Linked DNA regions of Homo sapiens: region 1 is linked to region 2. A link is a contact called in ENCODE Hi-C or POLR2A ChIA-PET data. All regions are on one chromosome and are shown on one strand. Each heading gives the region's core, a stretch centred on a gene start or an enhancer-like site at or near the end of the contact. The rest is flanking DNA. Distances are from core to core; before and after follow the strand shown.

What was found. A loop is a pair of places that touch in the nucleus more often than their neighbours do. ChIA-PET counts read pairs that join two places held with the same protein, here RNA polymerase II (POLR2A). Pooled maps may share reads with other maps.
Region 1: a loop to region 2 is called in a map of B cell, with 2.2 times the contacts of the local background. The contact joins the promoter of ADARB2 here to the enhancer-like site in region 2. A Hi-C loop is called at or near these places in 2 of 168 maps with a recorded cell type or tissue (B cell and GM12878), 28 of 37 single-sample maps with no recorded cell type and 7 of 50 pooled maps. POLR2A ChIA-PET finds 5 or more read pairs at or near these places in 2 of 52 experiments (GM12878 and SK-N-SH).

The regions. Positions count from the first base shown.
Region 1 is chr10:1,735,852-1,738,779 of GRCh38, forward strand. It overlaps ADARB2 (adenosine deaminase RNA specific B2 (inactive)), which reads right to left and starts at 1,674. Exons shown (of 10, transcript NM_018702.4): 1 at 1,200-1,674. The coding sequence starts at 1,299. RefSeq lists an enhancer at 1,006-1,602 and a silencer at 1,564-1,623.
Region 2 is chr10:1,660,605-1,663,823 of GRCh38, forward strand. The region is part of intron 1 of ADARB2 (adenosine deaminase RNA specific B2 (inactive)); the gene reads right to left. Among named protein-coding and RNA genes, the nearest start is that of ADARB2, 75 kb to the right of the region's middle. RefSeq lists an enhancer at 2,043-2,542. Within about 2 kb of position 1,832, at least 2 of the 41 ENCODE cell types and tissues checked have a DNase peak (open chromatin) inside an H3K27ac peak, as active enhancers do; they include B cell, where a contact is called at or near this core.

The DNA of each region.
Region 1 (2,928 bases), core at 424-2,923, 75 kb after region 2:
TCTGGATAATTTCTATTATTGGAAGAGGCAATAAAGGACCTGGTGACGGTTCGAGGGCACACAGGAAACGGTCTGGTAGAAACTTATCTTAGGCCAATGCAAAGATGAAAATTCTTCAGGAAAGATGGACAACCCCAAACACACCTAACGTTGCCTCCTGCTTTCAAACAACTGGCAAAGCTGATCAATTCTAGCTGTGTTTTTCCAACCGTTCTTTATACTTCTACCTCACTTAAAAAAAATCAGCACATTTCAAATCATGATTAGAACTGAACTTTCTCCTGCAGGCTCACTAGGAACTGACAATAACACAGGTTCCTCTAGGAGAGAAGGGTCGGCATGAGAAGAATCTTTTAATTCTTCCTGGCATGCACACAGGCTACGATGGCACTGGGGGCATTGCTCTCATATTGGAGCGATTGCTAATTTTGCAAAATCCCCAGTGTGAAAGCCCTCCCTTGCTGTAGCATTGACTAACTTCAGCGCGGCCCAGCCCCAGGAATATCAGTAACAAGGCACAGCTGAGTTTGTCAGTGGCCGCTGTCAGCCGGCTGCTTTTCCTGCTTTCCTGGTTTGCGGTTTTTTTCTACCACTAACAAAATATGATGCTTCTTTCTGTTTTCCTGTATTCATTTCTGCTTATTTCTCCAAGGACGAGCCCTGTGTTCTCTTTACGACCCAATGTTTACAAATCGACGGGCACCACATTGAGTAAAAACTGCCAGCCAATTTGGAGAGGCGATCGCAGGGCTTCGCCTATCCCTTCCTCCGGGACAGTTTGGATGGGAGTAGCTGGCGCGAGGGCTCGTTCCCCCGTTTTTGGGTAATTCCTTTGGCACTGGGAGACGAGATGGCCTCCGGAGGGTGGAAGGCAGTGCCAGCCCGGCCGGCCACTGGGGACTGCGGGGCCCGGAGACGCGCGGGGTCCCCGGGGAGCTCCTCGCCGCCCTCGCCCCACTTCGTCCGGGTCCCTCAAACATGTCGCAGCGTGGCTGCTCACTGTCCCCTCTGGGCAAGAGGAGGCCCCAGACATTTCCACGGGATCTGAACTCCCGAGCGCCCTGCACGGAGCAGCCATCCCGCCAGCACCCCAAAGTGAAGCTGCTCACAACGGACAAGCCCGGAGACCCCATGAGAGGCCGGGGTGGAGAAGCCGGGGGTGAAGGGGGGCAGGGGCCGGCGCGCCACGCGGTCCTTACCTTTCCGCTTGGACCTCCGCCTCCTCCTCCTCTTGGACTTGCATTTGAGTTGACTGCTCAGCCCTCCAGACCCTCTGCCGCTCCCCAGGACCGAGGCCATGGCCGAGACCCAGGCGCGGAGCCCAGAGCCGCCTCCCTCCTGCACCTGCACCTGCCTCCTTCCCGGCAGCCGCCGCCGCCGCTGCTGCGAAGCTTGAGGTTGCAAACCCGGGAGCGGCTCACTTTTCAGGACTGAGCAGGAAAGCGCGCTCCGTCTCTCTGTCTCTCGAATTGTTCTCTATGACTTGCTCCCACTGGGCTGGGGGCCTCGGCTGGGCGCCTGGAGCGAGCTGCTCCCTGGTCAGGGAGGGCGGGGAAGGGCGCGCGGCGTCCTGAGTGCTCCGAGCTTCCCGCGGGCTCTGCCTCCTGCTCTGGGCTCCCAGCGCAGGGAGGCTACTTTTGCGCCTCTGCTAGTTGTTTGGCACCAGCCACTTTGAAGCCAATCACGCAGGGAGCTTGTCTATTTGCTGCAGCAGCGTCTAATTAGATCCAATCACAACTGCTTTCTGGCTCTGACATCAGCAGCAGCACCAGCCGCACCGCCGCCTGGCCGCTTGCAAACTCAGCTCCCGTTTGGACGGTGAAGCTCCCAGGACCGGCGGCTGGAGGGAGGCTGCTCCCGGGGAACAAGGACGCGGCGCGGGTGCGTCTGGGAGAGACCGGGGGAGCCTCCAGGAGGGACCCTGCCCGGGAGGACGAGGCCTCCTGCCGCAGCCTCGCGGACAGCTCAGCTCGCCCTGCTCAGAAAGACACAGGGACGGGTTTTTCCAACCAACAGTTTTTAACTAGTCAATTCATTACCATGCTCCTTGTGTCAAGGGGGGGAAATACCTCTTTCAGAAATGCAGAGACCGCACTTCCTCAGAAACGGACTGAGGTTTGCAATTCCCCAGGAGACAGCGTCCTGAGGGGCATTTATTCCTCAGAGCCTGCATGCTTGTCTGTTTGCCTCTTCTTTCCCCTCTTCATATTCCTTGGCCGTTTCCAATGCAAAAGATAAATCTTGCATAAAGACAGAGGTTTTGGGATCTGAGTCTGATTTTTGCCGTCAGGAATTTCATGTGTTGCTTTATTTAGGGAACAATGACACAAAAGGAAGAGAAAGCTCTCAGCGGAGAGTTTTGTTGCCAAATGTAATATTTGGATGGAAGAAAGTAACATTTACAAAGAGGTGGATTGCACACTGAAATAGTTTTAAGCAATTTTTTTTTCCAGGAATGTCCTATGTTTCAAGATTATACTTATGGAACCCTGGAAGTCTTATGTAAAATATAAAGAGGAATAGAATCTGGTAATCATCATTGCATCTTGTATTTAAATCACATAAGCTTTTAATTACAATAGTCATGTTTTTAAAAAAATCCACTCTAAAATTCATTAGCACACATTAACATGTTGATATAAAAATGGCACACAAATATTTCTGCTATTCATTGCCTCACATGCAACCTTTTCAGCTGCTTATGTGCCTAGAAATTTCCAGATAATTTTTATCATAAGAAAAAAGAATCACTCTGGGGGACATTGGAAATAATTAGGATGATCCTGTGTTGTTATGTGCTGAGCTGATAGATCGTAGCTCAGTTTTCATTGATGAGAGAGAGTAAGACATTTGATTTCAAATCTTAACTCTACTGCTATGACCTCGGGTAAGTTAAACCGTGCCTCAGTTTCCTCATCTGTAAACTGG
Region 2 (3,219 bases), core at 582-3,081:
GATTTGTCTTATAATTGTGCCCCTCTGATGTTTCCTGTTGGGACCCCGTGTATCAGGTGAGCAGTAGCAGAGTTGGATCCAGTGTCGGGGTATCCATGGACACCTGCCCATCCCCAGCCCTGCACCTTGGCCCCAAAGTCTCTGAACTTTTGATCCGCACTGTGTCAGTATACGTCTGGCCTTGCCTTCATTCCACTGCATGTTTAACCACATTCTGATAGAGCAGGAGCATCACCATCTTGGACAAACGCCACCATTTTAAGTTCTCCTTGATTAAAAACCACCTAAATCCAGCCCCAAAACATCAGCCTAATGGCTAATGTCAGCATGACCAGAAACATTCCAACCCTGAGATAAACCCCCCCTCTGACCAGAAACATGCCAACCCTGAGATAACCTCGTCTCCAAACAGAGGCATTCCAACCCTGCAATAAACTTTCCCTCACACAGAAACATTCCGAGCCTGCGATAAGCTCCCCTCCCTAAACCCTTAAATACCCTTAGTCTGTAAGAGAGTGCTCCTGACCGAAATCAGCCAGAAGCCCCTCTCAGGTTTATTTTCCAAAATAAACCTGTCTTTGACTGTGAAGCCACTTTTCATGTTTCCTTTCTTCTTTCTTTAACTCTTACACATTCCCCAGGCCCTGTCCCCGTCGTCACTTTCTCTGGGTCATAATTGGGTACATTCCCAGTGGTTTTGTGTACCTTAGCTAGAGGGAGGGTGGGTTTCCACGGTTTCCTGAGTCACAGATGGCCTATGTCTCACAGGTTATCCCTTTCTTCCCCACCCAAACGTCCTCTCATCTCATCTCCCAATAGAGGAGAAAGAGAATTAGAAAGCTTCACTGCCTTGGGCCAGGTTTCTTTCCTTCATGGTCTTTATTTTACAGGATGCCTTGGAAGTTGTCTGTCTGAAGAGGCAGCTAGGGTTGGGGGAGGGCCCCGGCAAGCACCTAGAGTGCAGACAAGTTAAGCAGAGGGTGGGCTTTAGCCAGGGAAGCAGAGCCAGGGTGGGGAGTACAGAACCAGCCCAGAGCAGAGACAGAGGGAGGGCACCATGTGAGGGTCGGCATTCACCGAGCAGACAGGAACCAGCAGTCACACTGCCCAGGATCCTCTTCCAAACCTGCCTCAGATAATGTCACAATCACTCCCATTGCACAGACAGATACTTCAGGCACTGACTTTCACACACTTGCCCTAAATTTCCCAAGTGCAAAGGGACGGGGAGAATCAGGCACTCAAGTCTCTGGGCAGCTTCACCGTCTTCCCTCTACGGAACCGCACTGCTGCTGGGGAGGGAAAGGGGCTAGGAGCTATAAATCAGGCTGAAGAAAGGGAAATGCAGGCACTGAGGCAGCGGCAGACGCTCTGACAGATGAACCTGCACTGCAGCTGCTCCTCTCAGGGCATGTGCATTGAGCCCAGGAGTCCCCAGGGAGGTCCACACCCTAAGCCCGGGACCCAGACATGTTACTTTTCAGCGTTGAAGGTGCTTTAAGGATGTGGTTAAGGTTACTGACCCTGCAGTGGGAGGATGTCCCAGACTATTCTTGGAAGGGTTATTGGCCCAATCCAATAACCCTTCAAAGCAGAGAACTTTCTCCCACTAAAATCAGAGAGGTTTGGAGGTGAGGGGAGCCCGGTCCACGGGTTTGAGGAGGAATTCATCCAGGCAGCCTCCAGGAGCCCAGGCTGGCCCCAGCGGAGAGGAGATGGGCCTCCATCCTCGGCCTCAGGAACTGAATTCAGCCAGCGCCCTGATTGAACCGGGGCAGGGCCCTCGGAGCCCCCTGCAGAGCTTCCCCATGGACCCCTTCCCCCACCCAGAGCCTGACCTGCCTGCTCTTGGTTCCGGCCTTGCAAGGGTTTTTCAGAGGACTCAGTGCAGCCACGTGGGCCCAGACTTCTGACTCACGGAACCATGAGGTAACAAATGGCATGGTTTTATGCTGCTTAGTTTGTGGTAATTTTACCACAGCTATTAAAAACTAGAGCGAGTTTATTTCCTGTTCCAGAACTGTCAAATCTGGGTGAGGCTAGGGTCTGCAGTGAACTACGGCCCCTCGAAACCCATGGCTTCCAGCAGGCCAGAGACAGAGGACAGCAGGGAGGAGTCCGCAGGCTCCGGTTGCAACAATTCACATCATTTCCGCTCCTGCTGTGACCACGCCGGGTGCCCAGGGTGCTGGGCAGGAAGTTGGGGCGACGTCTCCCAGCAGTGCCCCTCTAGGGGAAGAAGCACTGGCTCCTGACGGGCAGCGGCCACCTCTGCTCTGGTTTCTACGGACCAGACATTTGTACACATGTGGCCTGGGAGCATCAGCAGAACGCCAGGGTGTGACCCAGAGAACTGCCAATCAACCAGACGCGGAACACGACATCACCAGGCAGACACAGGACAAAGCTAAATTTAAGTCCAGTGGATGTGATTAGCTGCAATGTTCAATTGAATTATTTGGTAAACTCAGTTAATAAATTTTATAAATTCAATATATTTTATAGTGTGCAATTAAAGTATTTTAAAAGTGATCAACTATTTTAGAGCAGTTTTCGGTTTACAGAAAAGTTGAGCAGAAAGTACAGAGACTTCCCATACATGCCGCCTCCTTGTACACAGTTTGTCCTACTATTAACATCTTGCATCCATGTGCGCATTGATTACGACTGATGAAGCAGTATTGATGCATTATTATTGGCTCTATTTACATCTGGGTTACTCTGCGTGGTGCGGCTCTGAGAATTGCGACAAGTGCATCTCCCCGCCGTGGCTGCTACAGAGCGCTGCTACAGAGCGCTGCCACTCCCGAAACGCCCTCCGTGCTCCGCCTGCTCATCCCTCCCTCCCCGCCACCCCTGGAAACCATGAATCTTTTTACTGTCCGCGTAGTTTCGCTCTTTTCAGAACATCATAGAGTTGAAATCACATAGTTTGTAACCTTTGCAGATGGGCTTCTTTCACTTAATAATGTGCATTTAAGCTTTCTCTATGTGTCTTCATGACTTGACAAATGAATTTTTTTTTTTTTCTTTGAGACAGAGTCTCGCTCTGTCACCCAGGCTAGAGTGCAGTGACGTGATCTCGGCTCACTGCAATCTCTGCCTCCTGGGTTCAAGTGATTCTTCTGCCTTAGCCTCCCAAGTATCTGGGACTACAGGCACATGCTACCATGCCTGGCTAATTTTTGTATTTTTAGTAGACAGGGTTTCGCCATCTTG